Linked DNA regions of Homo sapiens: region 1 is linked to region 2. Evidence: read pairs that join two places in POLR2A ChIA-PET (ENCODE). Cell type or tissue: GM12878. All regions are shown on one strand. Each heading gives the region's core, and the rest is flanking DNA. Links, peaks and the distances in the headings are about the cores only.

Evidence for each region. ChIA-PET counts read pairs that join two places held together with the same protein. Peaks named below come from ENCODE experiments on the same cell type or tissue, not always from the same donor. Only the 100,000 strongest peaks of a DNase experiment are listed, where the experiment ranks them.
Region 1: POLR2A ChIA-PET joins it to region 2 with 5 read pairs; 3 of 35 experiments call an interaction of 5 or more read pairs at or near these places.

Annotation. Positions count from the first base shown.
Region 1 is chr20:43,611,773-43,627,514 of GRCh38, forward strand. It overlaps IFT52 (intraflagellar transport 52), which reads left to right. Exons shown (of 14, transcript NM_016004.5): 7 at 2,078-2,204; 8 at 7,168-7,254; 9 at 9,085-9,153; 10 at 12,119-12,273. Among named protein-coding and RNA genes, the nearest start is that of IFT52, 29 kb to the left of the region's middle. In GM12878, for the core only: no CTCF peak of the experiment used is centred there; no DNase peak of the experiment used is centred there.
Region 2 is chr20:43,831,053-43,846,794 of GRCh38, forward strand. No RefSeq gene overlaps it. Among named protein-coding and RNA genes, the nearest start is that of LINC01728, 56 kb to the right of the region's middle. In GM12878, for the core only: a CTCF peak has its summit at 9,622 (motif pointing left); a DNase peak (open chromatin) is centred at 8,899; H3K27ac peaks cover 965 bases.

The DNA.
Region 1 (15,742 bases), core at 7,020-11,019, 220 kb before region 2:
TAATCCCAGCAGTTTGGGAGGCTGAGGCGGGTGGATCACCTGAGGTCAGGAGTTTGAGACTAGCCTGACCAACATGGTGAAACCCCATCTTTACTAAAAGTACAAAAAGTAGCCGGGCGTGGTGGTGCACACCTGTAATCCCAGCTGCTCGGGAGGCTGAGGCAGGGGAATTGCCTGAACCCAGGAGGCAGAGGTTGCAGTAAGCTGAGATCACGCCATTGCACTCCAGCCTGGGTGATAAGAGCAAAACTCCATCTCGAAAAATAATAATAATAATAATAATAGCAGATAGTTTTTATCTTGCTACTCAAGTGTCCGTTCTCCCTTATGCCTTGAGAATCATCTTCCATTGATTGCATTTTGGGAAAATGTGGGGGATAGATGTGCATTGACCTCCATATGACTATTTCTCCCACCTACTTTTTCTTCCTCCATGGACAACTGCTTGTTTTCTTCTGCTTCTGGCCCAGAGATCATGGGCTGTAATCCACCTTGCTGGGATACTGCTGGAGTAAGGGTAGAAGGTGGAGTTTGGAGAATGTGGGCCAAGTACCACTTCTCTTTCATAGTATGACAACAAAAGTCATAGGGTAGATGAGATTTTACTGAAGGAATGGGGAAGATTAACACCAGAGGGAGGCCAGGCCCGGTGGTTTATGCTTGTAATTCCAGCACTTTCGGAGGTCAAGGTGGGCGGATTGCCTGAGCTCAGGAGTTCAAGACCAGCCTGGGCAACATGGTGAAACCCCGTTTCTACAAAAAATATAAAAATTAGTAGGTGTGGTGGCATGCACCTGTGGTCCCAGCTACTCAGGGCACTAAGGCAAGAGAATCGCTTCAGCCCAGGAGATTGAGGCTGCAGTGAGCCATGTTCATACCACTGCACTCCAGCCTGGGCAACAAAGTGAGATCCTGTCTTAAAAAACAAAACAAAACAAACAAAAACACTAGAGGGAAATAATTTTAAACTTAAGCCAAAAAGAATTTTTGTTGTCTAAAGAAAAAGGGAAATTAAAATCTCTATGAGGAACCCCTCATGGGTGCTTCCCCTATACCCCCTCCCCCAGTTTCTAACCTTACGCCCTGGTGTTGAGATCTGTGTTTCTCTCCATTCTGAGAGCACTTCCTTCAAGCTTTGCAGAGCTCCATCTTTGAGTAAAACCCTAACCCCTCCTACATGGGTTGGCTTCACCCCAGAATCTGCACCCCACCTTTGCTCCTCTATCCCACACCCTCTCCAGGAGTACATTGCCCCAGGTCAGACCAATTCACTCTAGATAATCTAAGACAAGTCTTTGTTAGGACAGTGGAGAGTAGAGGAGGGACTCCAAAGCAGATCTGTGTAGAAGTGTCCATTATAGCGTATATTTATGCCTCTGTTCATGTGACATTTAACTGGTAACATACCCATCCAGTGATATACATTAATTCTTAGAGATAGCACTAGCCAAACCTAAGGAAGAAGAACGTATTTACCAGTAAGATATTATTATGCAGAGCAGCTTGAGTTCAGTTCTTGGATGAGGCCCCATCCTCTTCCTCCTCCCTCCATCAGGGGCTTCTTTAGTTCTCCCAGTTACAGTCACTTACACTTTCCTGTTAATTTACTTTCATGTTTTTTAAAATGCTTTATTAAATGTGTAGCTAGAGTTGTCCCAGTTTTTAAGTTAACAAACCAAAGCTTAGAAAAAATTTTTTGTTTGATAATGAATCAAAGAGTGTTACTCAGCTGAGCACCGTGGCACACGCCTGTAATCCCAGCACTTTGGGAGGCCAAGGTGGGCAGATCACTTGAGGCCAGGAGTTCAAGACCAGCCTGGTCAACATGGTAAAACCCTGGCTCTACTAAAAATACAAAAATTAACTGGGCGTGATAGCAGGCACTGAGGCTGCAGAACAGCTTAAACCTGAGAGGCGGAGGTTACAGTGAGCCAAGATCGCACCACTGCACTGCAGCCTGGGTGACTGAGTGAGACTGTTTCAAAAAAGAGTGTTACTCAAGAAACATTGAGATTATTTTCAGAATTTTTGTATTCATGTTTTTAAAATTTGAATGTGTTTCTTTAATTTCTTACAGGGCTCTCACCTTTGTGTATCCTTTTGGTGCCACATTGAGTGTCATGAAACCAGCAGTGGCGGTTCTGTCTACAGGTTCTGTCTGCTTCCCACTTAACAGACCCATTTTGGCTTTCTATCACTCAAAGGTACAGCTTTTCTTAGATATGGGTATAGATGTTATTTTTATTGTTGAAATAATAAAAACCACCTTACCATTTCCAGAAGGCTTCTATATGTTTTCTCACTGGTCTTCCTGCCAGTCCTGCAAAGTAGCATTTCAGCTATATACATTTTGCTTATGGGGAAACAGTGGATTGTCCAGTAATTGATGAAGTTAAGGCCTAAACCTAGCTCTTATTATTCTAAACCCGAAGCTTTTCCACTGTAGCATGAGGCTACCTGTATTATAACTTTTTTTTTTTTTTTGAGATGGAGTCTCTGTTGCCCAGGCTGGAGTGCAGTGGTGCAATCTCGGCTCACTGCAAGCTCCACCTCCCGGGTTCACGCCATTCTCCTGCCTCAGCCTCCCGAGTAGCTAAGACTACAGGCACCTACCACCACGCCCAGCTAATTTTTTGTATTTTTAGTAGAGACAGGGTTTCACCATGTTAGCCAGGATGGTCTCGATCTCCTGACCATCCTGCCTCGTGGTCCACCCGCCTTGGCCTCCCGAAGTGCTGTATTATAACTTTTAAAATAACTTTTTTTTTTTTTTGATCCCATGGCAGCATATTGATGAAAATAACTTTTAATCCTGTCTGTGACTATGGGCTGTCACCCTCAGTGTAAAGAGAATACATTCAGGAACAGATGGAGTTAACATATTACACAAAATAGCACAGAATTATGTTGCTGTTAGTTTATACTAGGAAAATATATCAGAAAACTATTTTTCCAGTTATTATCCTAGAGACCCCATAGAAATGTGGGCACAGCTAGTCCCAGGCAGTGACCCAACATCCCACTGCCTTTCTTTTTCTTTTTTTTTTTTTTTTTGAGATGGAGTCTCACTCTGTTGTGCAGGCTGGAGTACAGTGGCATGATCTTGGCTCACTGCAACCTCCGCCTACCAGGTTCAAGCAATTCTCCTGCCTCAGCCTCCCGAGTAGCTGGGATTACAGGTGCCTGCCACCAAGCATGGCTAATTTTTGTATTTTTGGGAGAGATGGAGTTTCACTATGTTGGCCAGGCTGATCTCGAACTCCTGACCTCAAGTGATTCACCCACCTTGGCTTCCCAAAGTGCTGGGATTACAGGCATGAGCTCTGTTGCCCAGGCTGGAGTGCAGTGGCGCAATCTTGGCTCACTGCAATCTCTGCCTCCCGCCTCAGCCTTCCAAGTAGCTGGGATTACAGGCCTGCACCACCACACCCTGCTAATTTTTGTATTTTAATAGAGATGGGGATTTACCATGTTGCCCAGGCTGGTCTTAAACTTCTGAGCTCAGGCAATCCCCCCCACCTCAGCCTCCCAAAGTGCTGGGATTATAGGCATGAGCCACTGTGCCCAGCCCCCACTGCGTTTTAATTCACATTTTGCTGAATTTACCTTCATCTGCCCCCTAAGACAGAATTCACCAGCTGATCTCCTAATTTTTTTTCTAGGGACCTAGGTGTCTCTAGCTCTGAACAATCCTATTTTTCTTTGTGGTACCTAGGAATTACCTTTCCCTTCTTATTTAAAAGCTCTCGGGCTGGGCGTGGTGGCTCACACCTGCAATCCCAGCACTTTGGGAGGCCAAGGTGGGTGGATCACTTGAGGTCAGGAGTCCAAGACCAGCTTGGCCAACGTGATGAAACCCCGTCTCTACTAAAAATACAAAAATTGACCAGGCGTAGTGGCTCACGCCTGTAATCCCAGCACTTTGGGAGGCCAAGGCGGGTGGATCACGAGGTCAGGAGATTGAGACCATCCTGGCCAACATGGTGAAACCCCCTCTCTACTAAAATTACAAAAATTAGCTGGGCGTGGTGTGGTGGCACGCGCCTGTAATCCCAGCTACTCAGGAAGCTGAGGCACGAGAATCGCTTGAACCCAGGAGGTTGCAGTGAGCCGAGATTGTGCCACTGCACTCCAGCCTGGAGGCAGAGTGAGACTCCGTCTCAAAGAAAAAAAAAATATTGAAAAATTAGCCAGGCACGGTGGCAGGCTTTGCAGCATTTGCTTTTAACCTGGTACAAATCAGAGGGTTTTTTTTACCAATTTTTTAAAAATGTATGTAATGTGTGTATTTATGTCTCTTGACATCTCTGGCTTAGTATAATTCTTTTCCTGGGGAAGTTATAACTATGCCTGTTCCCTGTATGTGATGTAGCTAAAAAAACCGATTTCATTTTGTATTTTTACTATTGAACTGGTTTTCTCATTACAAAAGTAATAATGTGCTCATTGTTGGGCTGAGCGTGGTGGCTCACAACTGTAATCCCAGCACTTTGGGAGGTCAAGGCGGGCAAATCACTTGAGGTCAGGAGTTCGAGACTAGCCTGGCCAACATAGTGAAACCTTGTCTCTACTAAGAATACAAAAATATTAGCCCAGCATGATGGTGAGTGCCTGTAATCCCAGCTACTCCAGAGACTGAGGCAAGAGAATCACTTGAACCCTGGAAGCGGAGGTTGCAGTGAGCCAAGATCATGCCACTGCACTCCAGCCTGGGCAGTGGAGCAAGACACTGTCTCCAAAAAAAAAAAAAAAAAGTAATATTGTAGAAATGTTACAATAATTGTAGAAAAAATGAACAATACAGAGATAAAGCAAAAGAAAAAAAATTCCCCCATCGCACTACTCCAAGACTCTAAGACAGCCCAGGTTGACATATTATTCACTTTCTCCTACTTTTGCTTTGCCTTATTTTTATTTATTTGCCTCGTAAGCTTTAAAGTAGAATAGCAATATAATTTATAGTATAGGTCAGGCATGGTGACTCATGCCTATAATCTTAGCACTTTGGGAGGTTAAGGAGGTAGGATCACTTGAGGCCAGGAGTTTGATACCAGCCTTGGCAACATAGTAAGACCTGTCTCTACGAAAAAGTTAGCTGAGTGTGGTGTTATGCTCCTGTAGTCCTGGCTACTTGGGAGGCTGAGGCAGGAGGATCACTTGAACCCAGGAGTTCGAGGCTGCAGTGAGCCATGATTGTGCCACTGCACTCCAGCCTGGGAGACAGAGTGAGACCCTATCTCTAAAAATGGGAAAAAAATTATAGTATACTTTTTTTTTAACCGAATGATGTGTTGGAAGCATTTTCCCATGTTACTGAAAACCCTTTATAATATGAAATTTAACTGCTGAAGAAGGTTGCATCATTCTGAATTACTTTTTTGTGAACATTTGGATTTATTTCTAATTTTTTGTGACTATAACTACACAACTGGGCATAGAATTTTTTATGTTTCAGACTGCTTTTGTTGCATATGTTAATAGTTTCAGCAACAATGTGTGAAAGAACTTATTTCACTAAAATTCGACTAGCGCTGTTTATATCATATTTTCATATTTATTTATCTGATAGGAAAAAGTACTTTGTTTTTATTTGTTAAAAGTTACAAGTATTGAAAATTTTTCTTATTAACCAGTCATTATTTTATGACTCTCTCATGCTTGTGCCTTAGTTTTCTGGTTTTTTTTTTTTGAGACGGAGTCTCACTCTGTCGCCCAGGCTGGGGTGCAGTGGTGCGATCTTGCTTCACTGCAACCTCCGCTTCCCAGATTCAAGTGATTCTCATGCCTCAGCTTCCTGAGTAGTTGGGATTACAGGCATGCACCACCATGCCTGACTAATTTTTGTATTTTTAATAGAGACGGAGTTTGGCCATCTTGGCCAGCCTGGTCTCGAACTCCTGGCCTCAAGTGATCCACCCGCCTCGGCCTCTTAAAATGCTGGGATTACAGGCATGAGCCACTGCGCCCAGCCTTGCCTTAGCTTTCTTTGAGACTGAGTCTTACTCTGTTGCCCAGGCTGGAGTGCAGTGGCGCGATCTCAGCTCGCTGCAACCTCGCCTCCCAGGTTCAAGCAATCCTCCCGCCACAGCCTCCCAGGTAGCTGTGGGAGTACAGGTGCGTGCCACCAACCCTAGCTAATTTTTGTATTTCTAGTAGAGACAGGGTTTTGCCTCCCATGTTAGCTAGGCTGGTCTTGAACTACTGATCTCAGGGTGATCTGCCCACCTTGGCCTCCCAAAGTGCTGGGATTACAGGCGTGAGCCACTGCACTCAGCCTGCTTTAGCTTTCTATTTGGATCTTACTTAAATACTTTTTTTTTTGGTACCCATAGGTATCTTTAATTGTACAGACTGTCTTTGAGTTTATCTTTTTTCCCTTTAAAATTATGATCTTCGTTTATAAGATAAACAACAATAGGAAAATGCTGTAGAATCAATTTAATTTTTTTTTTTTTTTTTAATTTTTAGAGACAGGGTTTCCCAGGCTGGAGTGCATGGTGCAGTCATAGCTCATTGTAACCTCGAGCTCCTGGGCTCAAGTGATTCTCCTGCCCCAGCTTCCCAAGTAGCTAGGACTACAGGTATGCCTCACCACACCCAGCTAATGTAGAATTAATTTATGTTAGTTTTCGTTAAAGCCAAATAAAAAAATATAGAAGTATCTAAAATGAGAGGCAGGTTAAAGTGTAGTAGTTATTATAGTTGGTCTTTCTTTTTTTTGTTTTTTGAGATGGAGTCTCGCTCTGTTGCCCAGGCTGGAGTACAGTGGCGCGATCTCAGCTCACTGCAACCTCCGCCTCCTAAGTTCAAGCGATTTCCCTGCCTCAGCCTCCCGAGTAGCTGGGACTACAGGCGCATGCCACCACACCTGGCTGATTTTTTTTTATTTTTAGTAGAGACGGGGTTTCACCATGTTGGCCAGGCTGGTTTTGAACTCTCAACCTCAGGTGATCCGCCTGCCTCGGCCTCCCAAAGTGCTGGGATTACAGGCTGATCCACTGCGCCTGGCCTATAGTTGGTATTTCTAAACTTTAAAATCTGGGTGTGAATTGGCACTCTTCAGTATATAAGACAGTTGCTAGCATGATTCTAATAAGTGTCTGGGTACTAGGATACATGAGATGCACTTTCGGATTTGAGTATCTGACCCTGCTTTGTCATCAATAGAACCAAGGTGGGAAGCTGGCAGTGCTTGGTTCATGTCACATGTTCAGTGATCAATATTTGGACAAAGAAGAAAACAGCAAAATCATGGTAAGCTTTTTCTTTTGTCATATTAATATACAATGTGTATTATTTTCATGTCATTTAAAAAAATACTGGTAAGTTTATTTGCTCATTTAAAAGCAGCTACTCAGAACCCATTATATGCCAGGCACTGAGAATACAAAGTCGAGTCAGGCATAGTCCCAGTCCCTGCTTTGGAAAAGTTTGTAATACACTGAGAGAGAGAGAGACAAATTAGTAAACCCAGAAGGGTGTTTCTGAGCATGTCAGGTGGGGTGGGAGCTGAGCCTGGAGAAGCGGAGAGGAACAGGCTCAATAGCAGTATCACGTGTAAGGCCAAGGAGCTTGAACTTGATGCTGAAAGCCACAGGGAGCCCTTGGGTTTTCAGCAGCCTTGAGCATAGCCAGATCTGTGTTTCTTCTTTTTTTGTTGTTGTTGTTTATGAAAGAACTTCTAGAATGTTTTGGAAAGATTCTTCTGTCAGTTGTGTGGAAAGTGGAAAGGAGGAGGCAGCCTAGAGCCAATTAGGAAGGTGGTGGTGTCACCAGGCAAGGAGAAATGGGGACCTGAATTACGGGAGTCAAGGTGTGAGTGGAGAGGAGGGGCTGGTAGGAATGGGAATTAGGAAAGGCTCTGTAGAGGACTACTCACTGACTGATGTGGCAAATAAAGTAAAGGCATTGCAATTTTGTCAAAAAAATGCCAAGGGAACATGTCTTACGGAAGATGGCAGAGTAGGGAAGCACATGTCTGTACAGCATGTGCCAGAGCTGTCCATTGGTGATTCCAGTGAGAGAAAGAAACGCCTTATAATTGTTATATTGGGAGATTGATAAAGATCTTATTTCTGTGGAATTTACATGAAGTTTCAATGTCTCTAGACACATTATGGGAGATCTAGATATTCTACTTTTTTTTTTTTTTTTTTTTTTTTGACATGGAGTCTCTGTCTGTCACCCAGGCTGGAGTGCAATGGCACCACCTCAGCTCACTGCAACCATCGCCTCACGGGTTCAAGCGATTCTCCTGCCTCAGCCTCCTGAGTAGCTGGGATTATAGGTGTGCGCCACCACACCAGGCTAATTTTTGTATTTTTAGTAGAGATGAGGTTTCACTATGTTGGCCAGGCTGGTCTCGAACTCCTGACTTCAGGTGATCCACCTGCCTCAGCCTCCCAAAGTGCTGGGATTACAGCTTGAGCCACCACTCCCGGCCTAGGTATTCTTCTTTTCAAAAGTTTTAATTTCAGACTGTCATCACAGTAAATAGGGATTAATTCAGGATTGTGAACAAAGGTTAATAAATTTTAGCTTGTGGTTAGAGGTTAGGGTGCTTAAAGATACATTATAAATTTCTGATAATAAAAGTTGCATTATGCTGGTCATGGCAGCTCATGCCTGTAATCCTACTACTTTGGGAGGCCGAGACAGGTGGATCACCTGCGATCAAGAATTCGAGGCCAGCCTGACCAACATGGTGAAACCCCATCTACTAAAAATACAAAAATCAACCAGGCCTGGTGGCAGGCACCTGTAATCCCAGCTCCTCAGGAGGCTGAGACAGGAGAATCGCTTGAACCCAGGAGGTGGAGGTTGCAGTGAGCCAAGATTGCGCCACCGCACTCTAACCAGGGCGACGGAGCGAGACTCTGTCTCAAAAATAAAAGGTGCATTAGGGTGAAGAAAACCTTTGAGTTCTCATATGATTGCATCAAGACAAGGCTGGCTACCCTTTTCTGAATCACTGGTTTAATCTTTCTTCCTTTATCATTCTTCTTGATTTAATTCTCTAGTCCTGACCTTCAGCTTTTTCAAATAACCAACTGTCCTAATTATATACTTTTTTTTTTAATTTAGGATGTTGTTTTCCAGTGGCTCACGACAGGAGACATCCACCTAAACCAGATTGATGCTGAGGACCCAGAGGTAGACACCGAATTATTAGAAACTTTTAAATGAAAAATGAGTCCAGCTTCTCAGTACCACTTCTCACAGCTCAAAAGGAATACATGACTGTCTTAACTCATCTGTAAGACAGATGGAACGAAGGAATGATTTGGGGGAGATGAAGGCCATATTGTAAAAAATAAGTCAATAAACAATATATGTAATTAATCATAGAATTAATTGGAGGGGGAGCATACATACATACAGTATGTATATAAATTAGAATTTAAATTATGGGCACTCTGGCCCAGACTTTCAAAATGAGCATCTGCAGAAAAATACTTTTTTCAGAAATCTGAAATTTTCTCATAAAGAAACAAAGAGTATCAGAATTTATGTTGTAAACTATAATTTTGTTGCCTTTAGATTTAACAGTTCTAAAGGCATTATAATAATATTCATCAGACAAGGGAAAGTGGTGAAACCAGCACAGTGAAATCACCACCGGCTCTTGGACCTTATACAGGTTCTTTCTGACCATTTTTCATCCTAGTTTTCTTTATTAAAAAAATTTTTTATTGTATTTATTTTTTGAGATGGAGTCTCGCTCTGTCGCCCAAGGCTGTAGTGTAGTGGCACAATCTCAGCTCACTGCAACCTCTGTCTCCTGGGTCCAAGCGATCCTTCTGCCTCAGCCTCCTGAGTAGCTGGGATTACAGATGTGAACCACCATGCCTGGCTAATTTTTGTATTTTTAGTAGAGGCAGGGTTTCACCATTTTGGCTAGGCTGGTCTCAAACTCCTGACCTCAAGTGATCCACCTGTCTCAGCTTCCCAAAGTTCTGGGATTACAGGCGTGAGCCACTGGGCCCAGCCTTCTAGTTTTCTTATCTGTGAACAGGGAACACTAATACCCGTGTTCTCTGCCTCACAGGATGGTTGTGTGGGCTAAGTTAATAGATGGTAATGTGTCAGGCATTGTATGCCATATACTTCCACATAAGTCATCTTATTTAATCCTCATAACTGCCCTGGGAGGCACATGGTCTTATTCTCATTTTATAGATGAGGAAACTGAAATCCTTCAAGATTGCAGTGTGTTCAAATGGCAGGCAAGTGCAGAGCCAGGATCCAAATCCAGGTCTCCTAATTCAAACTGCACTTACTCTACAATTGTTTCTCTATTTCTTAAACTCTGAAATGTCAGGAAAATGATTTCCTGGCCATTGGTCATAGGAGGTAGGTGAGAAGACAGTCGAAGATGGCTGTCCACTGACTGCTTCCTCCCTCACTAGGGACATGGCTTCTCAGAGACTGATTTGGGTTAGGAAACAGGAGAGCTGCATGTCTAAAATATTTCCTTATGTGGAAACATTAAGCATGTGGATATTTTGCTTCATTATTTAAGTGTAATATATTTAACCACTCTCGGCCGGGCGCGGTGGCTCACGCCTGTAATCCCAGCACTTTGGGAGGCCGAGGCGGGCGGATCACGAGGTCAGGAGATGGAGACCATCCTGGCTCACACAGTGAAACCCCATTTCTACTAAAAATACAAAAAAAAAAATTAGCCGGGCATGGTGGCAGGCACCTGTAGTCCCAGCTACTCGGGAGGCTGAGGCGGGAGAATGGCATGAACGCAGGAGGCAGAGCTTGCAGTGAGCCAAGAGCATGCCACTGCACTCCAGCCTGGGCGACAGAGCGAGACTCGTCTCAAAAAAAATAAATTTTTTATACATATATATATTCTATATTTATATTTATATATATTTTATATGTAAATATAAATATATACATATTTTATGTAAATATAAATATATACATATTTTTATGTAAATATAAATATATACATATTTTTATGTAAATATAAATATATACAAATTGTGTGTAAATATAAATATATACATATTTTTATATGTAAATATAAATATATACATATTTTTATGTGTAAATATAAATATATACATATATTTAACCACTCTCCTGTTGGCAGGCATTTATGTTTTCCTGGTCTTTTACTAGTCCACAGCATGTGTCATGACTGAGGGCTCTCAGCAATGCTGGAGGGATGTCCTTGGCTAGGGGAGAAGGACTGGGATCTAGTGTAGCAGTGGAGGAACTGTCTGTACTGGTGTCACAGGTGCTCTGGCATGTATCAGGAGGAAAGAAGCAGATAGGGCCTGGATGCTAGGGGGTGGGCACATGTTATGGTGGGAGCTTGTGGACTTTCTTTCATGATTTCCTCTATTTTCTTACTAAAATAGAAAATAAGGTCATTGCTAAAATGGTGAAAGGGAAAACCAATTTTTTTGTTTTGAGACAAAGTCTTACTGTGTCACCCAGGCTGGTGTGCAGTGGTTTGATCACGGCTCACTGCAGTGTTGACCTCCTGGACTCAGGTGATCCTCCCACCTCAGCCTCCTAAATAGCTGAGACTACAGGCACACACCACCATGCTCAGCTAAATTTTTTTGTATTTCTGTAGTGACAGGGTTTTGCCATATTGCCCAGGCTGATCTCCAACTCCTGGGCTCAAGCGATCCACTCACCTCAGCCTCCCAAAGTGTTGTAGGTGTGAGCCACTGCACCCAGCTGGGAAAATCATTTTGATGGCTGAACTGACAAAAGGGAATTATTGTCTAGAAGAATGGGAAAGTGAGTAGACTACGGAGATGTAGTTGATTGCTGAGCGCTCAAGATCAGAGATCATGAAATTAAAAGACCAGTTGATAGGGTTGTATGTTTCTCCAGCTGTTTTCAGCCATGTGAGTACTGGTGTAATTGGAGATTTGGATTTAGCCAGTACTGGGGTTTAGCCAAGTGAGTTTTGTTCCTCTTTGCACATAAATTGGCTTATTTAAGGTTTAGTGTCAGTGATCATGAACAGTAAAATTTCTTGGCAAGAGAATATAAATGTTGCAGATTTAGACCTGAGACAGTGGAGACTTGACAGAATAAATGCTTGCTCTTGCTGTGCTAAAAGGAACCCTCTTGTGGCTTTCAGATTTCTGACTACATGATGCTGCCCTACACAGCCACCCTATCAAAGCGGAATCGAGAGTGTCTCCAGGAGAGTGATGAGATCCCAAGGGACTTTACCACCCTCTTCGACCTGTCCATCTTCCAGCTGGATACCACCTCCTTCCACAGCGTCATCGAGTCAGTACCTGTGGGCCTCTGAGCCACACTGCACTCCATTCTGAGTGTTTGGTTTGGAAACATGAACCTGGGAACGGGAATTAGGGTCACAGTAAATGTGGCATGCAGAACATGTTCTCAGATCTATGATGAGGTCAACAAAGAAACTGGGCTGGGCATGAGGGGTTGATGTAGAGGAACTGCCAGAGGTTATTAGCCCCTGCGTGTTCCAGATTCTGGACCAGGCATTTAGCCTGACCAGCTTGTTTCATTTTGCCCCAGACTTCTGGTTTTAGCACAGAGAGTCCCAAGTCCCAGGAAAATGGAGTCCCAAGTCCCTCAGTAAATGGAGATGGTGGTCACCTCATTTCTCTCTGGGTATCTGGGCAACTGGTAATGCTATTAACTGGCACTTAGAATGCAGGAAAAGGAATGATAAATGGGCTGTGTTCTGGGCACTCTCAGTCTAGTGCGGATGTGCAGGTGGAACTACAAGTTTAAAGATGAAAAGATCTGTAAAGCCGTTAGGGAAGCCGTGGGATGGGATGAGGACATCAGGGACAGCACAAGAATGGGAATTGGCCTTGAGACAGGACCTCACAGCTGTCAGTGCTTGAGAGGCAGGAGAAGAAGAGGGCCAAAGACAGAAGCTGGGGAAAAGCAGTTAAAAGTACAGGACAGCGGGCAGCATCCTGAAGGCAAAGGAGGAGGAAATGACACAGAAGCAGAGGGGTTCAGAAAGGGCCAGGGCTCATCTTCACTGTTTCTAACCTGAATTTTGCTCAGGGAGAAAATTGTTTAGCTTGTCTTCCTTTCTCACCCCCGTGTATCCGGAGAGCAAGAGCCATGTCTTATCAACCTGGAATCCTCATTGCCTAAGACCCAGAGCCCAGCACATCCTGGGCATTTGGGGGATGTTTGTGAAATTAGCATGCTGCCATTCTCCTTGTGCCTTGCTTATACATCCACTCAGCAAGTATTTGTGGCACAACTACTTTTCCAGGATCTTGGGATGCTTCAGGGACCTCAATAATGAAAATCTTTGCCCTTTTGAAGTTTATTATCTAGCAAAACAGACAGGCATCAAGACATTTCTATATGTGTGATGTAAATTAAAGAATATGTTAGAAGATGATTACATACGTCAAGCAGAGTACTGGGGTAGGGGAGTGCCAGGCACATTGCATTTTAAATAGGGTGTTCAGGCCAGGCGTGGTGGCTCACACCTGTAATCCTAGCACTTTGGGAGGCCAAGATGGGAAGATCGCGAGGTCAGGCGTTCGAGACCAGCCTGGCCAACATGGCGAAACCCCGTCTCTACTAAAAATACAAAAATTAGCTGGGCACGATGGTGGGCACCTGTAATCCCAGCTACTCAAAGGCTGAGGCAGGAGAATCGTTTGAACCCAGAAGGCAGAGATGGCGGTGAGTCAAGATCATACCATTGCACTCCAGCCTGGGTGACGGGAAGACTCCATCTCAAAAAAAAAAATAGGGTGATCAGGATGGCTTCATTGAAAAGGTTAGATATTTGAGGAAAAACCTGAAGGAGGTAAAGAATTTAGCCTTGTGGCTATCTGAGGGAAGAGTATTCTGGGCAGAGGAAACAGCCAGTCCTAAGACTGCAAGACGGAGGAATGCCTGATACATTCAAGGAAGAGCAACAAGGCCATCGTGGCCACTGCAGAGTGAGTAGGGGTGAGAATGGTGGGAGATCAGGCCTGGCCTACTTTTTTGCCTCTGTAAGGACTTCCTTGGCTTTCACTCTGGGTGAAAAGAGGAGCCACTGAGAGTTCTGAGCAGAGGTATGGCATAATGACTTCCTTATATCCCGAACGTCAAGGAGCAAGAATGGAGGTAGGGCCTGAAGGGAGCGGTCACAGTAACTCAGGCATGAGTTACTTGGGAGGCTGAGGTGGGAGGATTGCTTGGGCCCCAAAGGTTAAGGCTGCAGTGACCCGCTCCAGCCTGGTCAACAGAGAGAGATCTTGTCTCCGGAAAAAAAAAAAAAAAAAAAAAGTTGCAATAACTGAGTTGAGAAAGACTGCGAGTAGATTTTGCAGGAAGAGCAGAAGTTCAGTTTGAGGTATATGGAGTTGAGATGTCAATTAGGTATCCAGATGATGTTTAGTAGCAGTTTTATATTTTAACCTGGTGGTCAGAAGAGATCTCTGAGCTGCACATTTAATTTGGGAGTTTGGGGGCACATCTGTACTTCATCTAAAGCATACATCTTTTCCTTTTTTTTTTTTTTTGGAGACAGAATTTCACTGTTTTTGCCCAAGCTGGAGTGCAGTGGCGCAATCTCTGCTCACTGCGACCTCTGCCTCCCAGGCTCAAGCAATTCTCCTGCCTGAGCCTCCTGAGTAGCACCACCATGCCCAGCTATTTTTGTATTTTTAGTAGAGTCGGGGTTTCACCATGTTGGCCAGGCTGGTCTCGAACTCCTAACCTCAGGTGATCCACCTACCTCGGCCTCCCAAAGTGCTGGGATTAAAGGCATGAGCCACAGCACCTGGACCTATTTTCAAATCTATAAAATCAGGATGAATCTTTTTTCTTATTTTTTGCCTTTTTTTCTTTCTTTTCCTTTTTTTCTGTTTTTCAGGATGAATCTTAACAATAGATGATGTATGAGTTTAATTAGCATTTTTTTTCTTTCAATGGACCATAAATTATGATGCATCTTACCTTTGGTGGATTCTTAGATTTGATGAAATATGGTAGATAGTATGTAAAGCCATGTGACTGGATGAGCTCACAAAGTGTTAAAAGTGTTGATAGAGAAGAAAAAAGGACCATCTATTGAGCCCTGGGGCACCCCAGAGTTTAGAATTTAGGAAGAAACAGAAAATCCAGCTGGGCACGGTGACTCAACGCCTGTAATCCCAGCACTTTGGGAGGCCGAGGTGGGTGGATCACTTGAGGCCAGGAGTTTGAGACCAGCCTGGCCAACATGGTGAAACCCCATCTCTACTAAAAATAGAAAAAAAGTAGCTAGGCATGGTGGCACACGCCTGTAGTCCCAGCTACTCGGGAGGGTAAGGCAGGAGAGTCACTTGAACCCGGGTGGCAGAAGTTGCAGTGAGCCAAGAACACACCACTGGACTCCAGCCTGGGCAACAGAGCAAGACTCCATCTCAGAAAAAAAAAAAAAGAAAGGAAGAAATAGAAAAGCCAAAAGAAGAGATGGAAAAGCGCCAGCGAGTGTGAGATGAAGAAAATCAAGTGCATGGTATTCTGAGAGCCAAGCAAAGAAAGTCTGTCAAGATGGAAAGGGTAATCAGCAGTGTCAGATACTTCTGATGGGTCATAAAAAATGAGGGTTGAGAATTTATCATTGGATTTAGCAACATGGAGGTAACTGGTGATCTAGACAGGGTCTTCTTTATGACATGGTGAGGGTGAAAGCTCATTTGAAATTGGTTTAAGAGAGAATTGGACATAGCAAACATAGATAGCTCTTTTATGGTATTTGCTACAGAGAGGA
Region 2 (15,742 bases), core at 6,597-10,596:
GCCCCAGCTCCTGTCTGAGCACAACTGCAGGAGAGAGCGGAGAACCGCCCAGCTGAACCCAATCAGTCCCCAAACTGTGAGAGATAGTGATAATGATACTAATAAAAAAATTCTGTGGGCTGAGCACAGCGGCTCATCCCTGTAGTCCCAGCTATTTGGGAGGCTGAGGTGGGAGGATTGTCTGAGCCCAGAAGTTTGAGACCAGCCTGGCCAACGTAGTGGAACCCCATCTCTCCAAAAAATTAAAAAAATTAGCTGGGTGTGGGGGCACATGCCTGTAGTCTCAGCTACTTGGAAGGCTGAGGTGGGAGGATTGCTTGAGCTTGGGAAGTTGAGGCTGCAGTAAACTATGATCGCATCATTGCACTCCAGCCTGGGTGACAGCAAGACCCCATCTCAAAAAAAAAAAAAAATCATTTGGTGAATATTTTTAAGGGAAAACAGCAAAGTTTTTTCCTATTAGTCGGTGACCTCAGCATGGCATCAATAGAAAAACAAGTTGGGAGGAGGGGTTGCTGGTGGCTATTGATAACTGTCATGGAGGGCTTAGGATGACAGCAGAGTTGTCCCTGGGGATCGTCGTGAACCTCAGCTTCGAAGCTAAGCACAGACAACACAGAGGCGGCAGCAGCCGGTGGGGATGTGTGTGGGCCTGCAAGTCAGACCTGGGTGGATCCTGCTTCCAGCACCCACCAACTGTGTGGCTTTGGGCAAGTCCCTTCCCTATTCTGGACCTCACTGGAGACATGTTTAATACACAGGGGCTGGGCTTGAATGTTCGTAAAGATGCTTTGGCCACACACAGGGCTGTGATTCTCAGAGAGAAAACCCCCCTTCCGCGCCCTCTCCCACTGCCAGGTGGAGATGGTTAGGAGGTCGGGAGCCTCTGCAGGACACAGGGCAATCCCCATAGAGACACCAGCTTGCTCAGTCCGTCCGCCATCTTCATGGTCTTCTCTGCCGGCCCTCTTTACCTTGCATTTCCCAGCATCACCTCACCGACTCCTCTCATTGCCACATTTCTGTCCTGTCACCTCCCCTCACATTTTGCTGTCACCCACACCCTTGTAGCCATCCTGACAGGTTCCCACTGTCTCCCCAATGCATTCATAGACTCTCCTACAACTGCCATCAAATCCCACCCTCTTGCTTCACAATCCCTCACAATCCAAATGTCAATTCCTTTTACAATTTCAGGTCACATGCCAACATCCATCCTCTTCACCCCTGCAACCCCCAGATGCTCTACAACCTCAAGGCACCACCTCCACTCTCTACTACCACCCCTGAAGCTGCCCAGCCTTTGCCTATACTTTTGTGGTCACCTGGACCATGGTAAACGCTTCCCCTGTCTTCTCATTGTCCCCCTCACCCCACCCAAAACCAGCCTGAAAATTACTGAGTTCCCATTTGCTGCCTGGATCTCTGCTCCGTTTCCTCGTTTGATAATGAAGAGTTGTTAGTATAATCTCTGCTTTGCACGTGGAGGACTTGAGGTTCAGGGAGGCTAACTAATCTGCTTGGAGTTTCACGGGGCCGATGCCTGAATAGCCGACACCTGGCTAATGTCATGCCTGCCCCTGCTGCCTCCTGCTTCTCTTACCCGCATTGTCTGACTTTCATCCTATTCTCTCTCCCTCCTCCTGCACACCCCCTCCCCACACCTCCTCCCTTCCAAGTGCCCTGTGTCGAACTGAGGCAGAATGATCTGAGTACAAAGGATGGAAAGATCCAGCAAGCATGGAATCCTTTGGCTCTTGGAGCCTCAGATTTCTTAACTATAAAATGGGAGCAAGAGATGGTTCCTTCACGTGACTGCTATGAGCATAAGCAAGAGCATACCTGTGGCGTCATGTAACAGAGTTGGGTGCACAGAAAGCATTTAATGAATGAACAAAAATATTCCAGGCACAGGATGCCATCAGGTCATGAAAAACATCTTTTCCAGATCCCCCCACGAGGCCCACCTTTGTCCCCCTGCCTGTGCTCTGGGCTGGTGGGATGGTGGCACAGTCAGCTCCAGTAAGCCCTGTGGGCCAGAGGCTTTTACTCTGCACCTTTACTCAGCCCCTTAGGGAAGAAGACCCCAGATGAGGCCCCAGGGCACAGTTATCAAGAGGCTGAGCAGAGCTTGGAGCCGGAAACTAGAGTTGAAATCCAGCTCTGCCACTCAATGGCCATCGAACTTCATCTCTTTGTGCCTCAGTTTCATCATTTGTAAAATGGGGATATAGGCTGTGCCCGTCTCATTGGGCTGGTTGTGAGAATGCAATGAGTAAATCCAAGCACCTTGGCACATGGTGAGTGCTCAGTAGATGTTAGCTACTGTTCTCACCACGGAACCCGCTGAGCCCCAGGAGCCAGAGATCCCTGCTTGGCACCAACAAGGGACCTGAGGTTGTGAGCTGTGCACAGAAGGCCAGGCCCAGGTCCAGGACGGTCTTTCTCCAGCCCCCTTATGTGCCAGGCTTTGTCATCGGCTCTCTCCACACCCAGCTTTTAGGAATATAATTATGAGACCCACTTCCAGGTGAAGAAACTGAAGCTCAGAGATGCTGAGAAACTCCCCAGCTGGTAAGAGGCAGTCGGGATCAGAGCCCGGATTGGCTGTTACTTCAATTGCTCATCTCCAGCCATTCACCTGGCACTGAGGACCTGCTATGTGCCAGGCACTGTTCCAGGTCCTAGGGGTACTCTGCAGAGAAACATGGATATGATGCCTGCCATTCCTGGATTTCTACAAGGGCACGCTGCCTCAGGAGCAGGGGAAATTCAGGCCTCAAATCTTCTGGGCAAGCATTGTTCATAGGGTCAGCTGAGCTATGCATGGACAGGTATAAGTGGAGCTTGAAGAGTTAAAAAATAAACAAGAGCCAAATATTTCTCTGGGTACTGATGACTGCTTGATCAATGAAGAAGGAAGAAAAGATTGGGGTGACTGGGGCTGCATTAATAGAGGTTTAATAATCAGAATAAAGGAGGTGAGAGTCCCACTTGTTGCAATCTGGATCAGATCTCATCAGTTCTACACTCGCATGATAAGGAGAACATGGGGTCATTGAACAGATGATATCAAAAGCAGCTAGGATGGCCTGTGGGCCTTGGCTGAAGAGCTGGGGAGGTGCATCAGGCAAAGAGGCAGCTTACTTGGGGCATCAGTGTTGTTTTCAGCTGCCCAAGGGTGTCTTATGGACTCACTTCAAGGAACTTGGAGGGCCTTAAGGTCATAACCTGGACCAGATAGTGAACATTACAGAGTTCTTATGAGAATGAACTTTGACCTATCAAAATCCTCAGTAATGGGAGGCAGTTACTAGAAGCAGTGAGTTCCTTGTCACGTAAAGAGTGTGAGCAGAAGCTAGAAGATCATTTAACTAGGGCACTTGGGAGGCGTGTCGGACTAGGAAGCATCTCAGGTTTCCATGCAGCTCATGCCTAGAGTCTCTGCTTTTACTGTTCCTTCTGTGTGGAAGGCGTTCCAGGTAGTGCCTTCTCATCCTTTAGGTCTCAGCTTTAATATCACCTCCTCAAGGAAGTCTCCTTTGATCACGCAAGGTAGGTTTCTTCCTCTCCCACCCCACTATTCTCTATTTCAGAGACCTATTGAATTCCTTCACAGGATTTTCCACAATTTGTAATTATTTAGTTTGTTTTACTTGTTTGATGTCGAATGCCCTCAAAAGACTGCAGATGCAGGAAGGTAGAGACCAAATTATCTCTGTTTGTTTTGTTGTCTTGTTTACCAGCTGTGCCTCCAATACCTGGGATATAGCAGGTCCTCAGTAAGCATTTCTTGGATGGATGGATGGATGGATGGAGAGATGAACTGATAGACAGATAGATGAATGATGGATGGATGAATGGATGGATGAGTGGATGGATAAGTAGACGGGTGAATGAATGAATAAATGAATTTATGTGTGGGTGGATGGATGACTTCCAGCTCACATATTTTCAGGTGTAAATTCTCTGTGTGTTCAGGACATCCTTATATGTAGATTATCAGCAGAGAGCTGAGCTATGTGCGTGTTTCATTTCCAGTTCCTGTGGACAGGAATTATGACGTCTCTGGGGAATCACTGTAGTGAACTGATTAGCAGCTAATTACAGGAGGACATTTTATGTTTTGACCCCAGAATTAACCACATGAACTTTGATGAAGAGGAAAATCAAGGACTGGGTGAATTCATTTAAATTTAGTTTAATATGTCCTTTCAGCACATAAGCAGCTAATAAAAATGGACATCTTTCATGTGCAAATCTCCTCGGAAGGGTCCTCCGTGGATGTTCCAGGGTCACAGCCAATTCTCTTTGAAGTGTGGCCCAAAGATCTCTAGAGGCAGGTTCGTGAGCTTTGTTAAAATGTAGATTCTGGGGCCCACCCCAGACCCACTGAATGGGAACTTCGGAAGTGGGGCCCAGGATGGGACATTTCTGAAGCACTCTTGTCCGAGCTTAGGCTCCTGGGAAACCATCTCAGACAGACCCTAACAGATAATGAAACAGGCCAGCCACGCACAGTGGCTCATGCCTGCAATCCCAGCACTTTGGAAGGCCTAGGCGGGCAGATCACTTGAGGTCAGGAGTTCGAGACCAGCTTGGCCAACATGGTGAAGTCTCATCTCTACTAAAAGTACAAAAAAATTAGCTGGACGTGGTGGCACGTGCTCATAATCCCAGCTACTTGGGAGGCTGAGGCACAAGCATCACTTGAACTAGGGAGGTGGAGGTTGTAGTGAGCTGAGATCGTGCCACTGCACTCCAGCCTGGGTGATGGAATGAGACTCTGTCTCACAAAAAGAAAGAAAATTATTATATTAAAAAAAAAAAAAGAGAAGCAGCAGCTGAGGCCAGAGAGGGACAGTGACCTACTTAAGGTCACCCAGCAAATCCATGGCACAGCTCAGACTAGAACCTTCTCTTTTGTCTGCCAGACCAACAGCCTGTTCTTGATGATGGGTGAGAGTGAATGGAATTTAGGGTTAAAAGTAATCATATTGCTCCCATCTTAAACTTACATTTTCCAGTCCCAATTTTCTATGAGTAATGTCCATTAAATAATTAATGTTCCTGAAAATAGTCTGGGCTTCCTCATGCCTTTTTATTCCTGGAACATCAAACCTTTTCAGATCATAATTAATTAAGACTCTTGATGTCCCCGAGAGGTAGCCAGACACCCGCAGAAACTTGGTAATTGGTTCCGAATACCAAGAGACACAGTCTGCATTCTAGAATTTCCCTGATTTGAGAAGGGGATGGGACTGGAGAGAGACTAACGTGGCCCCGAGGGCTGCCACGCACCAGGCAATGTGCAAGTTGCTTCTCATATGTTCTCACGTCTCAGTCTTGTGACACTGGGAGGTACGTGGAATTATCCCCATTTTACAAATAGAGGCAATGGAGGCTCAGACCACCCAAGGTGGCATTCTTCAGCCTGGTGGCATTGAAGGAGGTGGCAAATCTGTGTTACAGAACTCATCACATTCTCACAAATTGAGGTCAGCGTGGTGATTGTTCTACGCTGTTTTTTGTTTTGTTTTGTTTTGTTCTGTTCTGTTTAGAGATAGCGTCTTGCTCTGTAACCCAGGCTGGAGTTCAGTGTGGTCCAACCATGGCTCACTGCAGTCTTGACCATCTGGGCTCTAGCGATCCTCTCACTTCAGCCTCCCAAGTAGCTGGGACTACAGGTGCATGCCACCACACCTGCCTAATTTTTTTATTTTTATTTTTTTGTAGAGACAGAGTCTTGCTGTGTTGCCCAGGGTAGTCTCAAACCCTTGACCTTAAGCAATCCTCCTGCCTCAGCATCCCAAAGTGCTGGGATTACAGGCATGAGCCACTGCACCTGGCCTATGCTGGTTTCAAAACACGCTTTGCTCATGGCTTGACCACACTTGGTCAGCGTGGCTGAGAGGAGTGGAGTGAGTGTTCCTGGGACGCACTAGGAGGGTAATGAGGAAGGGTCAGCAGAGCTGGGGCCTGGGGTTAGACAGAGGCCACGCTGCAAAGAACCTGCCTCCAGGCAAATAGCTTGTTTTGTGCTATTTCTAAATAACCACTCCTCACACCCATCAAAGCCTTCATGGGGGTACCACACACAACCACCCCTAGCTGTTCATTCATTCATTCGTTCGTTCAACAAATATTTACTGAGCACCTGCTATGTGCCAGGCACTGTCTCAGGCACTGGGGAAACAGCAGGGACCTCGGTGGTGACACAGACAATAAAGCAGCAGCAAGTTCATTACTGTGAACCCTTGAACAATGCGGGGGTTGGGGTGCCGACCCCTTACCCCGTGCAGTGGAAAATTCTTGCATAACTTTAAAACTTAACTAACCGCTTCACTGTTGGCCAAAGCCTTACTGATTACATAAACACTTGATTCACAGATATTTTATATGTTTTATGCATTATATACTGTGTTCTTATAATAAAGCTGCAGAAAAGAGAATGTTATTACGAAAATCATAAGGAAGAGAAAGTCTATTTATTATTCATTAAGTGGAAGTGGATCATCACAAAGGTCTTCATCCTCGTTGTCTTCATGTTTAGGCTGGGGAGGAAGAGGAGGGGTTGGTTTTGCTCTCTCAGGGGTGGCAGAGGCGAAAGAGGTGGAGGAGGTGGAAGGGGAGGTAAGAGAGGCAGACACACTTGGTGTAATTTTATCACAAAAAATCTGCGTATAAGTGGTCCCGCACAGTTGAAACATGTGTTGTCGAAGGGTTGACTGTCATTCATTAATTACCCATTGTCATCCATGCAATGAAGGTCCAGGGTGTTGGGGGGCACTGTAGAGAGGGCAGTTAGGGAAGGCCTCTGTGCGGGGCTGACGTTTTAGGTTGAGAACTGAAGGCTGGGGAGGAAGCAGATGTGGAAGATGGGGAACAGTGTGCTGAGGCTCAGAGTGGGGGAAAAGTGCCATAGGATTGTGGACTGTGGACTGTGGACCAGAAAGAGGACTCCCATTCCTGCCACTCCTGCCCCAAGAAGGGGGAGCAGGTATGTGGGGAGGGCGGGGCGAGGTGGTCCTGGCCAGCTGAGAAGTAGTGTTGGAACATGAGGGTGCTTTAGCCCCGGGTTAGGAAATGGGGGGCCATGGAGGGGTGGGGGCGAGGAGTGACACGGGCTGACTTAGGATGTGTAAGCGCCTTGTGGCTCCAGTGTGGACTGCAAGTGGGGGCAGGTAGGGGCTGTGGGTGGCTGCAGGGAGCCCAGGTAAGAGGTGCTGGCTGCTTGGTCTGAGGAGGGAGGGATGAGGCCTGAGCCAAGGGCAGACCCAGATATATCTAGCGCAGGGAGTGCACCTCACACAGGCTGACTTCTGGGTATTTGGAGACTCCCTCTGGGCCAGGGCAGGGACTTTTCTCCCATTCAATAGGTGGGAACACTGAGGCCTCCAAAGTGAAGTGATGTGCCTGAGTTCTCTCCGGCAGGTGCAGCGCTACACAAGGCCTCTGCCCACCTTTGTGGCCTGGCTGGACCAGGGATCTTGTCCCTCAAGAAGTAAGCGAGTCCAGCTCAGGAGAGAACCCAGCCCTGCAGGTGCTCAGGGCAGACACAGCCTCGATTTACAGTGAACCCCTCCCCTGGACTGGACAAGGAGGGCTCAGAGAGGCTTGAGATGGAGCGGGGCTTGGGAGGAGGCTGCAGTCAGGTGGGGGAAGAAGATGAGAGGCCCGAGCACAGTTACATAATGACAATCAGCAGCAGCTGAGGACAGGCAGCTTTGATGGTGGTGGTGGTGGTGAGGTGGGGCGGGGTGGGGTCGGGGGTAGCAAGAGTGATCAGAGAGGCCTTCCTGGAGGAGGTGAGGAAACCACAGACCAAAGACGTGGCCAGCAGGGTGTGAGAGATGCCAGTGAGAGTGGAGGGTGGGTTTGCGTGGGAGAGACCATCTAGGTGAGAGGATGGGGTGTGGGTGTTTTAGGATTAGGGGTGAAGCCTCATCATCTAGGCTGGGAGGCAGGAGGCCTGGCCTGTGGCCCCAGTTCTTCCCTGAGTGATCAGCTGCCTAGAGTGGCCAGTCACATCCCCTCTGGAGAGCCCTTTCCCCTAACTGAGCCTCGAGGGGGTCCTGGTTGTGGCAAAACAAGCATTCCCCATTCATGGTAAAAATAATCTCTCCAACCCTCTTAGAAGATCTGTAATTTCTTTCATTTCTTTCATATGGTATATGTTAAAAAGTAGTTAATTATTTGGATAGCATACTGTTAAAGACTGTATTACAAAGTTCATGTTTAATGCAGAAAAAGACATTTTTATAATCTTGTCTCTTGAAAAAGAGATACACACAATTTCTTGTGAATTAATTTCTTTTGAATTAATTATGTAATAAACGGTACAATTTGTTGACAAATATATCTTTGAAGGACATCTCATGATTAATTTTGGGGAATAAATGCATATGAAAGTGTAGATTGATGTTTCATTCTGTACGTAATTGAAAAACTGCTTTCATAGCCGGATGAGAGGGATTTGTGTGTTTTGTGCCTAAAATAAAAGCCATGGGATTATTGGTGAATTTGGAGGTTTTGTTTCAAATTGACTATAAATAGGAGAGAAGGCTCCAAGCTGATGTTGGTAAGACCCACTCAGGAAACCCATTGTGGCGTGAATAGCTTTTTTCCCCTCCAATAAATGAAAAGTTAAATTGGTTGTGCCCATCTCTGTATTTTCTCTCTTTGTAATTGGTTTTTGTGGTGCTGGAAACATATGGATGTGTTTTATAAGAATTCTGATCAGATGGCACCAATGAAAGGTAGCACGAGGCACATCCAGTGAATTATCATTTCAGCGGTGCCCATTCACTTGTATTTCAACTTCACTGTCCCTGGCTTCCTGTTCTTAGCTAATATTCTGTTGTGGGTATAAATGAAACAGGTATGAGTAAGAATGTGAGCAACTGGAACTGTCAAACAGTCAACATCCTACAAACAAATGTAAAATTACAACAGTGATAAGATTCATAAGATGCTTATAACACTGGAATATAGTCGGTGGCCAACAAAGGTTAGCCACGGTGATGATGATGAGGGGTGCTCAGAGAGGGAGTGCTCTGGAGCTGAACTGCTGTGTGACCATGGGCAAGCTGCTTACCCTTTCTGTGCTTCAGTTTCTTCATTTGCAACATGGAGACAATTAAGGTATATGCCTCATAGGTTCGTTGTAAGGTTTAAATGAATGAACGTAAAAAGTGCTTAGAGTGTTCTGAGCAAATGGTAAGAGCTAAAAAATGTTACCTATTTTTAAAAATCATTATCACTGTTATTCTCATAATTAGTCAAGGAAGGCTTCCCAGAAGAAATGACTTGGAGCTGAGCTGTAGCAGTAGCAAGGCAACAATGGAGGCATAAGCATTCCAGGCAGAAGGAACAGCATGTACGAAAGTCGTATGGTGGGAACAGACCGTGGTACATTTGGGGAGCCGAACAGGGCTAGTGGGGCTGGAGCAGAGTGATCAAGGAGGAGTGGGAGGAGACCTGAGGCTGGAGAGATCAGCTGGGGGCCTGAGGAGGTAGGGCCTGGGGGCTTTTTTTTAGGGCTGTTAGTCTTTATGCTGGAAGCAATAAATGCCAACAAGGGGTTTGTAAGCAGTGGGGAGGCAAGGTCTCCCTGTTGATTTGCAAAGCTCCCTCTAGTGGTTTTGGGGAGGGCTGAGGATGGTGGATGAGGGCTTTTGGTGGGGTGGGGCTGGGAGGGATGGAGAGATGATTGCAGAGAGGAGTCTAAGATGCGCGCCCGCAGGAGTTGGTGATGCATGTGGTGGTTGTGAAGGGTGAGGAAGAGAAAGGGGACAAGGACAACGCCCCTCTCTTTTGGTTTGTGTAGCCACTGGGTGGGTAGTGGTGCCTGAGAATGATGGTGTGGGGGGTGAGATTACTTCTCTGAGCCTCAGCTTCCTTATTTGTGCTCCCAGCCTGTGGTGGGGATTATTAAGTGAGAGAATGCATGAAAGAGCGGTCAGCGCAGCCCCCACAACGTGTCTTTTTCCCCCAGACTCATCACCTGGGATCTGCTTCCTTCCTACCACGGCATTGGTGGAATGGAAGGTAAATATCACTCACGCCCAAGTCCCTGGATCTTGTTTCCTCATCTATACGATAGGGACAAGGGCCCTTAACCTACAGGTTTCTATGAGATTTACAGGATGACACTTTATGTGAATGAAGGGCCGTGGGCAAGCCTGGGTCCGAGAGACGTTTCCTCTTCCTACCTCCTCCCTTCTGCAGCATGCCCTAACAGAAACTTTTTTTTTTTTTTTTTTTTTGAGATGGAGTCCCACCCTGTGGCCCAGGCTGGAGTGCAGTGATGCAATCTTGGCTCACTCCAACCTCTGCTTCCCATGTTCAAGGGATTCTCCTGCCTCAGCCTCCCGAGTAGCTGGGACTACATGTGTGTGCCACCACTTCCAGCTATTTTTTTGTTTGTTTGTTTGTTTGTAAAGACAGGGTATCACCACGCTGGCCAGGCTGGTCTTGTACTCGTGACCTCGAGTGATCTGCCTGCCTCGGCCTCCCAAAGTGCTGGGATTACAGGCGTGAGCCACCGTGCCTGGCCCTGACATAGGTACATTTACGTGCATGAAACATACGTGTACATACTTGTGCTCACACATTCCTCCTGCCAATTTCTTCCCTCAACACACGCATACATGCACACACTTACACACACATTTATGGTACCCACCTCCACACATCCCTTGAAAAATTCAAACTCAGAAGGTCTCTAGAGCCCCACTTGCTATCAATGAAAATACAATGCAAACCATATATATCATTTTAAGGTATCTTGTAGACACATTAAAAGTACAAAGTAAAAGTACACATTAAAAGTACAAAGAAACACTGAAATTAATTTTAATACGACATTTCATTTAACCCAATATGTCTAAAATATCATTTCAACATGTAATCAAAACAAAATTTGTTTGAAACTTATTCAAACTTATTTTGATATTCTTGGTGGGATTTTTTGTGCGGTCTTAAAAATCCATGTGTATTTTACACTTACAAGACGAGTCACATTTCAAGGGCACAATCACCACATGTAGCTTGTGCTATGACACTGGATAGCACAATTAGGGATTATCTACTCAGAACCCTCATTCAACAGATGGGGAAACTGAGGCCCTGAGTGGGGCAGTGACTGGCCCTGAAGAATGCAGCCTGGCCGCTTTATCCCACAACACCCTGCTGTGTAAGGTATCCAAGGCCCCCATCTACCCCTGCTGTCTGCAGAGTGGCCCCGGCAAAGCTCCATACCTGGCCTTCCAGAAGAGGTGCTGCCCATGCATTAATCAGGCTGGGGGTGGCCTGCAAAGCCTACTCGTCTATCATTCTCTCCTGGGGGTGCATCATTTGGAAGCATCAGGGTTCCCTGCAGGGAGGGAACACTTGAGTCCTCCCCCTTTTCTTACAGCCCCCACATGGGGTGGCTGGAATGCAACCACGTGGAAGCCAGGCAAGGCTGGGACAAGGGGAACATGGTGACTCTATCTCCCTGGTGGGCCTGGTCCTGGGGTCAGGAAATTCATTCTGCCTGCCTTGGTTCTGCCATTAGCTACTGAGGCCAGAGTTCACGGACAGTGGGCAGCTGACCCAGATCCCATATCTCTTCCCAGCTGTGAAAGCTTCTCTGCCAATCAGCCACCAGAGTCTTCAAGGCTAAATAAGAGGTAATGAGTCCGCTAGAAAAATGGGTCAGAGGCCAATTAACTCAGGCTCAGATGTGGCTGAGAGCCTGCTTTAACTATGGCAATGCCTACAGCACGAGGCAGAGCTGGGGGATTGGACCTTTCGAGAGAGGGGTTGAAGATGGAGCCTCAAATGTCTGAGGGGCCCAGGGCTTGCGGGTGAATCAGAGTCCCAGGCCAGCTTCCTGGGGACTTGCTACCTGCCCTGCCACCTGGCCCTTGGAAAGCAGACAAGGGCATATGCCACATACTCAATGCTTTGAGTATCATCTCATTTAACCCTTTCAACAACACGGTGTGAGATGCTGTACAGTGGCTGTCCCCATTTTATAGATGAGGAAACTGAAGTGCAGCAGGGGAGGGAACCTGCCCAGAGTCTCACAGTCAGTAATGGGAGGAGCTGGGATTCACACCCAGGTGAGCTTGACTCTGGGGTAGGGCTAGAAGGTGCACTTTCTGTTATAGTTTCACCCAGGGTCAAAGCCAGGCTCATTTAGGCCAGGCTCTTTCGTGCAGCCAGATGTCTCTCTGAGCTCTTGTTCCAGAGAGCCAGCTGCACTGGGAGGTATCTCTGTAGGTCCTGGGTGCCTCATACCCTCCACACTCAAACCTGAGCTCCCCTGACCTGCCCCTGCCCTGTCCGCCTCATGGAGACAGGAGACTGTCCACATGGAATTAGACTCCCAAAGCCATTCTGATCTCCTGCTGCTCCCTCAACCTCATACGCAGTGATCCATGCAACAAACATACACTGAGCATCTGTGATGTGCCAGGCACTGATCTACGTTCAAAGGAGGAACCAGTGGACAAAATCAACAAACATTCCTACGTTCCATCTCTCAGGGGCTGACTCAAGAGGAAACATGAATAAGCAAATGATGTGCCCCGGGGACTGCCTTGGAGGATGTGGAGCAGGGTGAGGAACTGGGAATCTTGGAGGAGGTTGCAATATTTATTGGGGTAGTCGGAGTGTGCCTTATTGAGAAGCTGACCCTTGAGCAAGATTTTAAAGGATCAAGAGAATGAGTCATGGGGGTATTGAAGGGAAGAGCATTCCAAAGAAGGGGAACAGCCAGTGCAAAGGTCCTGAGGAAGAAATGGCGCTTGCAAGCTCAAGGAATAGCAGAGTGTGGGTGAAGAGGAAGGAGTAGGAAGAGGAGAGAGATCTTAGCAGGAGATGAGGTCAGAGAGAAGACAGGGAGCGGGCAGATCATGCGGGGCCTTGTAGAACAATGCAAGGCCTGGCTTTGACCCTGGGTGAAATGATGCCATCTGATTTACCTTCAAAAAGGCTCACTTGGAGAGGGGAGGCAGGGAGGCCAGTGAGGTGGCTGCAGCCAAATTCAGGTAAGAGAGGAGAGGGTGGCTGGGACCGGGGAGAAGGGGTCAGATTTGAGTGTGTTGTGAAGACCGAGCTGCCAAGGCCTCCTGATGGGTTGGACAGGTTGACAATTGAGAAGGGGGAGTCTGCAGGTGGGGCAGGTTTGGGGAAAGATCAGGAGTCCCGCTTTGGAGCTGTGATGTGGAAAGCCCTCCTAGACATCCCAGTGGAGCTGTTGAGAGAGTCAGGTTTATGGGCTTCCAGATGGGGACAGAGGTCTAGGCTAGAGTGGCTGGCATGTGGGTAGATATGGTCACCAAGGGCTGGCCCCCAGGGCCTTGGGGAGAAGAGGAGGGATGAACAGAGGCAATGAGAAGGAGTAGTTGCAGGGTTGGAGGAGAACTAGGAGAGCTGAGCTGTGCCGGGTCAGGTAAGATGAGGACTGAGCATCGCCCAGGAGACTTAGCGATGTGGAGGTCATCAGGGGCCATGTGGGTGAGGCCTGGCAGGAGATCCTGTGTCTGAGCAATCTATACCTTTTATCCATGTGGCAGGCTGAATAGCAGCCCCCATGAGGTGCCAGGCACTAATCCCTGCAGCCCCTAAATATTGATATTAGCTTATGTGGCAAAATGGTCTTTGTGGCTGTGATAAGGATTTTGAGATAGGAAAATTATCTGCTAATTTATGGGCCCTACATACAATCCTTATAAGAGAGAGGCAGAGGGAGATTTGACACAGACAGACAGATGGCAATGTGACACCGAGGTAGAAATTGGAGTCATGCTGCTATAAGTTAAAAAGTGGCACAGCCACCAGAAGCTGGAGGAGGCAAGGAATGGATTCTGGCCTGGAGCCTCCAGAGGGAGCACAGTGCCCTTGACTCTTTAATTTCAGCCTAGTGATAATGACTTCAGACTTCTGGCCTCCAGAGCTGCGAGAGAATAAATTTCTGTGGCTTTAAGCCATCATGTTTATGGTAATGTGTCATAGCAGCTACAGGAAACAAACACGCCCCTTCTGGCATCAGGTCCCCTACTTCCCACCCTCCTTAGTCATCCTCTGTCCCTCATCCAACAATTGTCACAGCCTCATCACCAGGCTCCTGCTCCAGGCTGCCCCAGCACCTGCCCTCCCCACACAGAACCTGATGGGGTAACTTCGATTCCTAATACCCTCTGCATGGAGCCCACATTCATTAGCCTGAAGCCCAGTGCTTTTCCTGATAAAGCCCTAACAGTCTCCACACTCATTTCTCACCACTGGCTCCCACCACTTATGCTCCATAACCTCCATGCAATTTTCCTTTGCTACATGTTCTCTTAAGCTTCTGAGCCATTGTACTTGCTGTTCCCTCTGCCTGGAACACCCTTCCCTATCCCAGAAATAGGCATGGTTTGTTTCCTCATCGAATTTAGGTCTTTACCCAAAGAGCTTTTCTGATGACCATTTTAAAAGTGCAACTCCCTTTTCAGCCCCACATTCCTGATTCTCTTCCCCTACCTTGTTTTTCTCCGTGGTGCTTATCACTCACTATATATGTATTTAACTAATTTGTTTGTTGTCTTGTGCCTCCAATTAGAATTAAATTCCACAGGGGCAGGGAATGTAGTCTGTTTTGTTTACACTTGTATCTCCACCACCAAGGAATATGTCTGACATGTAATAAGAACTCAATAGATATACGCCGAATGAATGAGTGGGTGTATGAATGAATGAGCAAAAGAGACAAAAAACAAAACAAAACAAAACAAAACAAAAAACTAACCAGGTGTGGTGGCACATGCCTGTGGTCCCAGCTACTCAGGAAGCTGAGGTGGGAGGATTGCTTGAGCCCAGGAGGCGGAGGTTGCAGTGAGTTGAGATCATGCCACTGCACTCCAGCCTGGGTGACAGAGTGAGACTCTGTCTCAAAAAAAAAAAAAAAAAAAAAAGAGACTCAGAAGGAGAGGTCAGTGATATAGGAGAAAAGAAAGCCAGGAGCACATGATATCTCTGAGGCCAAGAGAGTTAAGTGTTTCTTAAAAATATAGAAACTTCTGAATCATCCATTGTAAAAATGAGTCAAGTCTAGGTATAATGCTAATGTATTTTTATTGCATAAAACTTTTTCGGGGATTTGATTATTGGCATGGCCTACCTGTGAGCCACAATATTTATTCAACAAAAGACCCATTCAGCTAGTTCCGCCAAACTCTTACATTCTCTGTAGATGAGGACGCCTTAAGTGCTGAGCCCTGCGCTATGCTTCATGCTGTGATTTTCCCACCAACCCTTTCCATGGGGTCTAGGGGCAGGTAAACAGAGTGGCCCCTCACCGTTTCCTGATCCCATTTCCAGGAAGTAACTAGCAGGAAAAGCTTGATGTGTAGCATGGTGTGTCTATATAAGGAGACACAAAGCTATGTCATTTTGAAAGTGGTAGTCCACGAATCCTATTATCTCGCAACTGTTCTCCCTCCCCAGTCCCAGTCATCTGTGGACATCTTTCCATGTCATTATTGAAAGATCTGTGTCATTTCTCCCATCACTTTAGGGCCACCTCATCCCACCCCAGAGTAACTATGGAGACCAGTTTACTGTGCGCCTTTCCTGGTGTGTCTGATCTTAGTCTCACCATGATCTGTCTATATAAACATACACATATATACACACAAACAACGCTGTGGGGAGGGACGCACGCCCTGTCACAGAGCAGCAGCTGCTTTCTGCAGACCAGCTCTCTCAC